Linked DNA regions of Homo sapiens: regions 2 and 3 are each linked to region 1. A link is a contact called in ENCODE Hi-C data. All regions are on one chromosome and are shown on one strand. The core of a region is the stretch at or near the end of the contact, and the rest is flanking DNA. Distances in the headings are between cores, read along the strand shown.

Region 1 (2,798 bases), core at 187-2,686:
GAGTGCAGCAGCACAATTACGGCTCACTGCAGCCTCGACCTTCCAGGCTCAAGTGATCCTTCCACCTCAGCCTCCTGAGTTGCTGGGACAAGTGCACGCCACCACACCCAGCTAATTTTTGTATTATTTGTAGAAACAGGGTTTTGCCATGTCGCCCAAGCTGTTCTCAAACTCTTGAGCCCAAGTGATCCGCCCGCCTTGGCCTCCCAAACTACTGGTATTACAGGCCACCACGCCTAGCCAAGGAGGTTCTTATAATCCGATAGACTTACTGATCATGTCACTTTCCTGCTTAAACCCTTCAAAAGCTCTGCTCCAAGACAAAGTCCAAGCTCTGTCAGATGTTTATTGAAACTTTTCATAATCAAGACCCTTACTTAACCCTGTCTTTTATCTCTTCTCCTCTATTTTTCTTCACTCTAATACTACTGGATTTACTTTCCTTCCTCAAAAACATCCAATGGTCTTGCCGAGGAGGTTTCAAGTATCCTGTTCTCTTTCCCTGAAATCTCTCCTTTGCTATCTTCTCCGGCCACGTCTCCACTTCCCTATTCCACGTCAGTGTAGATTTTGAGGCTCAGAGAGATTACAAAATGTGCCTTATCAGATAACAAAATATGTCGACAGCCGCACTTCACTGGGCAGCTCGCTGTGGGGCAGCTGTCCTTAACTTCCGAGAAGCTGATGAAAGCTGTGGAGTCTCTCCCCCAGAAAACACACAGGCAAATTCTTTAGTAAATATTGAGGGCGTTTAAAATTCCCCTGCAACCCAAACTGGAACTTCAAGTTAAAAGGAAAGATGACTAGCTTGGAATTCAGACGATCTGGTTTTACCCCCACAGCCGGCTGTGGTGCCTCATGCAAATGGCCTGAGCTCCCTGGCCCCGTGTCCTCTGTAAGACTGCAAACATGCAATACGTCCCCCACAGTAAGTGCGAGGGTCAGTCCTCCCCACGCACACCTATGCTGGAAGAGCTCCAACCCTAGAGCCAGCAGCGGGGCTTCTCGGCCCCCGCAGCGGCTGACAGCTCCTCTGGGATCAGCCTTCACTCGCGCACGCGGAGGCCGGCTCTGGAAAAAAGACTCGCAAGCGCGACGCTCTGGGCATGCGCAGAAGCCCGGCGCATGCGCACAAACCGCCAGCCCGCCCCCTTGGCGGCCCGAGCACTCCGGGCAACGCCCCCTCAGGGCGCATCCTTGTCCCTGACGCTCCCTGCGTGCCTGGCACTGACCTCTACAGTCGGGATCGGCGCCGCCAGCTGCTCCGGAGTCAGGTTCCCAAACTCCTCCGCTAGCACGTCCATGCTGCTCACGAAGGAGGAAGAAACAGATAGAACCTCCGCGCCCGCCTTCCCTGCACCAAGCAAACTGCAAGACTCCCGGCGAACGGTGCGCGGAGGCCTAAACTGTCCCCGCCGTGCGTGTTAGCTAGAGACGCGGTAGAAAGGTTCCGCCCGCTCCCTGCCCGAATCTGCGGTGGAACCCGGATGTGGCCGAGGCCGAGTAAGGAAAGTACGCCCTCTGGTGTAGCTCGGAGGTCTGGCGCAGGGAATCCTAAGCCCCAGCTGTCAGGTTTCTTGCCAATTCTCTGGTAATTGAGACCAGCAAAACATAGTGGTTGTCATTTTAAAAGTAATCCGAAGAAAAGTGTAAACGCATAATTTACGCAACTTGAACCACTGAGGCAGAGAATTATTTAATGTAGTCCAAAATTCTATGCATTGTTTAGTATGGAAGAGCAGGAAACGTCCCAAATGCCTACCAATAGAAGATTGATTAAATAAATGATGGTACATGCGTGTAATGGAAGAGTGTTGAAAATTCTCAAAAGCACTAGATGGAAGATGTAGGAGTAAATACCCAGCGCATGGAGAAATTTAATATGAAAAGATGACATTTACGTTAGTAGGGGAAGGATGGCCTGTCCAGTAAATAATGTTTGAAGAGCTGATTACCCATTTGGGGAAAAAATACATGTAAGTGAATCTTTTGTGGATTAAATATTGAAATGTTAACAAAAACTTAGAAGAAAATGTAAGTGCAGATATTCATAACATTGAGATGTTGAAGACTTTCAAGACGGCAACAGTCAAATCATAAAGGATTTTATAATCTAAACACGATTTTATGATTCCACGGAAAATTTTTAATTTTCTGAACAGATTTTAAAAAATCACCAACAAATAGAATTAATAAAAAATAAATTGGCAGAAGACAAAGGGCTGGTCTCTCTAATTTAAAATGAGCTCATACAAATCAACAGAAAGAAAAATCCTATTAGAAAAAACAAGGCAAAATGCACCAATTAATTAATGGGTACGGAGTTTCGGTTTGGGAAGATGCAAAAGTTCTGTAAATGGAGAATGGTGATGGTTGCACAACAGTGTGAATGTATTTAATGCTGCTGACCTGTACATCATTTTAAAGGGTTAAAATGCTAAGTTTTATGTATATTTTACAACGATAAGAAAAGTTATGAAAATTTGTAAGTACATATATGCTTTCCAATTTCTCCCTCATAAAGGTAGAACCCTTGCACCAGGTTAATTATTCTTATTTACTAAAGAGCTACTTAAATTTCAGTACTTGTATTTTCTTTTTTTTTTTTTTTTTTTTTTTTTTTGAGACGGAGTCTCGCTCTGTCGCCCAGGTGGGACTGCGGACTGCAGTGGCGCAATCTCGGCTCACTGCAAGCTCCGCTTCCCGGGTTCACGCCATTCTCCTGCCTCAGCCTCCCGAGTAGCTGGGATTACAGGCGTGAGCCACCGCGCCCGGCCGTATTTTCTAAGTATTGCACT
Region 2 (2,798 bases), core at 120-2,619, 6.2 Mb after region 1:
TGGCTTGATCTCAGCTCACTGCAACATTTGCCTCCCGGGTTCAAGCAATTCTCCTGCCTCAGCCTCCTGAGTAGCTGGGATTACAGGCGCCCGCCACTATGCCCAGCTAATTTTTGTATTTTTTTTTTGTAGACACAGAGTTTCACCATGTTGGTCAGGCTGGTCTTGAACTCCTGACCTCAAGTGATCTGCCTGCCTCGGCCTCCCAAAGTGCTGGGATGACAGAAGTCGTCATTTTAATCTCTGAAAATGTTAGCTCTGTTTGGGATTGGGTGGGGTGGAGGTGTAGAATTGTAACAGTTTTCCCTAGTTCAACAATTTCCTTCCTTCCTTACAGAACTTTTCATATGATATTTACACCTTTAGGTTCAACCTAGTGAAGTGGGTAAGGCTGATGATTAATCTATTTCACAGATGATTAAAATGAAACTAATAGTAAAGAAATTATTTTCCCCAGGATAACACAGCTAGAAAATACCAGAGCCAGGACTTGAATTATACACCTTCTAATTCCTAGGTCCTAGACTACTAGGAACCATTGTCAACCTTTACTTCCCTTAGAATAGCAATAACCAAAGGAAACATTAAATTGCCACATTTAGGTAAGGGAAAGGCAGGACACCTTAACAAAAGAAAAAAAAAAAACACCAAAAACAAAAACCTAAGGAAGAATATGAAGAAAGGTGAGTAGGTCAAGAGAGCAAAGCAAGCACAGGAGTTAATGGCCGATTCTTAAAACATTCTAAGGAGGCCGGGTGCAGTGGCTCACGCCTGTAATGTCAGCACTTTGGGAGGCTAGGAGGGTGGATCACGAGGTGAGAAGTTCGAGACCTACTGGCCAATATGGTGAAACCTCGTCTCTAATAATACAAAAATTAGCCGGCCGTGGTGGTGCGCACCTGTAATCCCAGCTACTCAGGAGGCTGAAGCAGGAGAATCGCTTGAACCCTGGAGGTGGAGGTTGCAATGAGCCGAGATCGTACCACTGGACTCCAGCCTGTGTGACAGAGCAAGACTTGTCTCAAAAAAAAAAACAAACAAGCAAAAAAATAAAAAACATTCTGAGGAAATGAATAAGGGAAGTAGGACGTGGAAGTAAAAATCAGCGACGGGTCAGCGATGGAGGCGGGAACACCAGCAGAGGGAAGGAGGGAGGATTAAGGCCAAGAAGGATGGTGTATTGAGAGTCAAGGGCCCTGTGTCGCGAGGGCTAAGAACCCTGGCGCCAATGCCACAAACCTCCCGCCCCCGCCCAGAGCCCAGCCAGAGCCCAGCCAGAGCCCGCCCAGAGCCCGCCCAGAGCCGGCGTTGGCCCCGCCCCGCCTCGTGCCGGCCCCGCCTGGAGCCGCCCCGCCCCCGCCCTCCACCGAGTCTCTTAGGTGATGCTGCAGCCAAGATGGCGCCCGCGGCGGCCGTGGCGGCCTGAGCGTGATGCTCCGGGTTCTCGGCGGCGGCTGTGGCCTTGGCCGGGGCCTTGGGTCTCTCCCGGTCGTGAGCGATCAGCGCCTCTCCGCCGGCCGGGCTAGCCGGGACAGAGAGGAGACGGCCACGAAGAGAGGAGGCAGTGAGCAACAGGACGAGACCGCGGCGTCTCCAGCCTCGGTACCATGGCCGGGATCATCAAGAAACAAATCTTGAAGCACCTCTCCAGGTCAGTGAGCGCCTCGGTGTCGGCGCCAGTCGGCCTCCACCCCAGCCCGCACTGGAGTCAGCCTGCGGCTTCGGGGGCGGCGGCGCCTGGCGGCTGTGCGGGAGGCGACCTTCGGACTTCCCCGCTCTGGCCGGGGCAGAGGTCGCGGCCCCGGATCTCTTGTCGCCGGCGGCGCCGGGGGCTGGCCTCACGAATCGGCCCCTGACGCGTCTTCTCCCAGGGTGGGCGCGCGGAGGAGCCCGGAGTGCGGAGCGCGGCGGGCTGGGATCGCTCCCGGCGCGGCGTCTGGGGGCGTCCCGGCTCGGCTCTGTGCGGTACTGAGCGGAGGCTGGAGGTGGCCTGGCGTCACCCAAGTGCCTGGTTAATGTGCTGGGCTCTAACTCGAGTTCGGTGCTCCTTCCCCTTGGAGCAGAGCGGTTCCGTTAACCGAGGGCTTCTGGCGCAGTGTGGACGCTCAGTGGAGGCTGTGTTCTCAGTGGAACGTTAACCTTGTGATTGTTCTGAATTCCTCCCACCTTGGCGTTCCCGCTCTGTGGCATCAGAGGGTGTGCCTGTTTGCACAGTTAGGATTTGTTTTAGGTAAATAAGCAGAGTTCGCAGCTTTGGCAGGTTCTTTCTGGAGTCCTATGAGACCCACATCATTATTACTGAACATTTTTTTTTTTTGGTTTTTGCTCTTTTTCCTCTGCAACTCTAAAATTCAGGGAGTTAACATCTGTGGTGATTAAACCCAAGACATGTCATTCTCTCCATTTCATAACGCGGTTTTAGTCAGAAACATGACTCAGTAAGGCTGGCAGTTTGTTACTGCTCTTGGCTTCTCCGTGTTTGTCTCAAGACACAGGCTAAATGTAGGCTCTTGTTCCAAGTTGTTACCAGCGAACTCAAAGCCCTTGGTTAGGATCCCTTTCTGTTCGATTTGTAAGTTAATTTTAACTAATTTTGGGAAGACACGGGTATGATTATAGACTTGTATAGTAAACATAATTCTTGATTCCCCAGATTGTCTTATACCACAGGTTATATATTGGGAACAGAATTCTACTTCTGTGATTCAGCAAATATTTTCCTCACTTATAATACTGAATAAGATATAGCACTTTTCTTAAAAGTAGCAAAGTATAGCAGCGTGTGTGTGTGTGTGTAC
Region 3 (2,798 bases), core at 108-2,607, 6.2 Mb after region 1:
ATCACGAGGTCAGGAATTCCAGACCAGCATGGCCAAAATGGTGAAACCCCCGTCTCTACTAAAAATACAAAACTTAGCCAGGCGTGGTGGTGCGCAACTGTAGTCCCAGCTACTTGGGAGGCTGAGGCATGAGAATGGCTTGAACCCGGGAGGCAGAGGTTGCAGCGAGCCGAGATCGTGCCACTGCACTCCAGCCTGGACAAGAGAGCCAGACTCCCTCTCCAAAAAAAAAAAAAAAAATTGCTTTGTCAGCTGGGTGTAGGGCTCACGCCCCTAATACCAGCACTTTGGGAGGCCAACGCGGGTAGACTGCTTGAGGCCAGGGGCTCGAGACCGGCCTGGCCAACATGATGAAACCCCGTCTCTAACAAAAATACAAAAAATTCGCTGGGAGTGGTGGTGCACGCCTATAATCCCAGCTACTCTGGAGGCTGAGGCGGGAGAATCACTTGAATTCAGGCTGCAGTGAGCTGAGATCGCACCACGGCACTCCAGCCTCGGTGACAATGATAATGATACACATTGCCAAAACGTTTTCCAGAAAGATTGTAACAATTTACATTCCTACTCAGTTTGATTTCCCTCTTTCATTTCTGTTTCAAAAGAAATGAAAAAGAAGGAAAGGAGGGAGGAAGGAAAGAATTTTTTTTAATGCTCTGTTAATTTGATAAAGGAAAGGCGTGTCTTTAGGTTTGCTTATTTATTCAAACATATATTTTATGACTATACATGTTATGAATGCCATTGTATTAACAGTACTTCTGTTTAATTGACCTTACCAACTAGGTCGGCCAGTAGGCCAAAGTCTTCAAAGCCTCTAGATCCTAAGACCGTGATTTTTAGACTTTTGGAGGGTCATAGAACCCTTTGAGAATCTAATGAAACCTATAATCTTGTACCCAGGAAAATCCGCATACACCCAAACACCGTGCCCATAGTTTCCAAAGGCTGATGAACTTTACGGACCCTTCTGTCAGGAACGCATCTCTATAAGCCTATTTTCTTTGGCTATTTCCTGTTACGAAATAAAACATATATCCCACTTCCGGGGCCTCGCAGCCCAAAACTAAAACCAAAATCAATTTCAATTCAAAGCATCACAATCACCCACCCAGCTCCAACCAGGGAATCCCTCTGGCTAAGTCAGGGCCGCGCGGGGGTGTCTGCAGTTCATTGATGTCCGGAGATGAAACGTAGCACATGAAACCACTAGGCGTATATATCTTGTCCCTCGGAGAAAGAAAGTACTTACGACACATTTTCATGGCTGTAACCGATTTTGGCGTTGTAAGCTCCATTATCCAGCACTAAGGTCGTCATCTCACCACCAACCACACCGCAGCCGTAGTTGTTTTCCCTTTCCGACCCCTCTGCTCGAGCTTTTTCCGGTACTCTATGGTTTGTTGGGCGGAGCGTTAGGACGCGCCTCTGGTCACCTTAGCAACGGAGGACGCCGGAAGTCGGAGATGCTAAGCAGCACCGAATGTTAGGGGCTGTGCTTCCAAACTTAACCTGTTTATGTGGTGGCGAGATTTGACTACTATGTGCTTTCTCGCTCATTTCGTATTTGTTTTTAACTACGCAGATTAATTCGCGCAAGTTTTTTCTAATCCTGTAGAGAACCGGCTGCGTGTGTGTGTGTGTGTGTGTGTGTGTGTGTGTCTTCCAATCGCATTCTTCAGACGGTGACATTCTTTGAAGAAAAAAGTGCAAAACTTGCTCTTGGACTCACATTCATACTCTCCTCTTCCCCAGCCCACTTGCTCTTCAGGACGAAGCTGAGTGAGTCTTTCTCATCCAAAAAAGGCTTTTGGGCCGGACGCGGTGGCTCACGCCTGTAATCCCAGCACTTTAGGAGACCAAGGCAAGCAGATCACTTGAGGTCAGGAGCTTGAGACCAGCCTGACCAACACGGCGAAACCCCGTCTCTATTAAAAATACAAAAAGTAGCCGGGCGAGGTGGCGGGCGCCTGTAATCCCAAGTACTCGGGAGGCTGAGGCGGGAGAATTGCTTGAACCGGGGAGGCGGAGGTTGCAGTGAGCCGAGATGGCTCCACTACACTCCAGCCTGGGCGACAGAGCGAGACTCCGGCAGGGCGGGGACTTGGCAGGTGCGGGAGGCAGGACCTGGCTTCCGGGGCGTCGCGGGGGCAACGGCCAGCGGGCGGGGGCAAGGGCCAGCGGGCTAGGACAACTGCCAACGGGCTTGGAGGGGGGCGTTCTACAAATTCCAGGCCACTTTGAGCGCCTGAGAGAGGAGCGGGGCGGCGGGAAGGGGGCACCGCGGGGGCAGGGAGCGCAGCAGCCGCAGCGCGAAGGCGCGGGGGCCGGGGAACAAACGGTTGGCGCGCAGGCAGCCATACCGGGGCCGGAACCCGGGCAGAGGAGGGCAGCGACGGCGATGGGGAGGCTGCAGAGCCCGGGGCGGGTACCGCGCGGGAACCAGCGCGACTGCGTGGCTACCGCAGCCGTCGGTTCGTGTTGGACGGGCGCCGCTGCTGCCTCTGCTACTTCAAGAACCCCCACGACCCGCTGCCCCTCGGCCACCTGGACATAGCAGAAGCCTGCTTCAGCTACCAGCGCGCCGACGAGGCGGCGGAGCAGCCTGCGCACTTCCAGGTGCGCAGCGCGGGAGCCGCCACGGTGCTTGAGGTGGGAACTCGCGCCCTGCAAGCGCCTGGGCCCTTCTGTCGGCGCTCCTTGCCTCCCCTGGGGGCCTGCCCCATCCACCCTCCTTTCTCCAAGGCCTCCTCGCACCCTGCCAACGTCGGCCTGCCTTTCCCCACTTCTCCACATCC

What was found. A loop is a pair of places that touch in the nucleus more often than their neighbours do. Pooled maps may share reads with other maps.
Region 2: a loop to region 1 is called in a pooled map, with 13 times the contacts of the local background. The contact joins the promoter of BLTP3B here to the promoter of POLR3B in region 1. A Hi-C loop is called at or near these places in 6 of 50 pooled maps.
Region 3: a pooled map shows a loop between it and region 1 (18-fold over the local background). The contact joins the promoter of ACTR6 here to the promoter of POLR3B in region 1. A Hi-C loop is called at or near these places in 6 of 50 pooled maps.

What each region holds. Positions count from the first base shown.
Region 1 is chr12:106,356,386-106,359,183 of GRCh38, reverse strand. It overlaps POLR3B (RNA polymerase III subunit B), which reads right to left and starts at 1,436. Exons shown (of 28, transcript NM_018082.6): 1 at 1,233-1,436. The coding sequence starts at 1,304.
Region 2 is chr12:100,141,445-100,144,242 of GRCh38, reverse strand. BLTP3B (bridge-like lipid transfer protein family member 3B) reads left to right here and starts at 1,369. Exons shown (of 21, transcript NM_015054.2): 1 at 1,369-1,651. The coding sequence starts at 1,608. It overlaps BLTP3B-DT (BLTP3B divergent transcript), which reads right to left and starts at 1,188. Exons shown (of 2, transcript NR_186018.1): 1 at 900-1,188. RefSeq lists silencers at 1,205-1,384, 1,705-1,954 and an enhancer at 1,061-1,824.
Region 3 is chr12:100,199,374-100,202,171 of GRCh38, reverse strand. It overlaps ACTR6 (actin related protein 6), which reads right to left and starts at 1,357. Exons shown (of 11, transcript NM_022496.5): 1 at 1,253-1,357. The coding sequence starts at 1,320. RefSeq lists enhancers at 1-249, 1,094-1,293, 1,267-1,561 and a silencer at 2,054-2,413.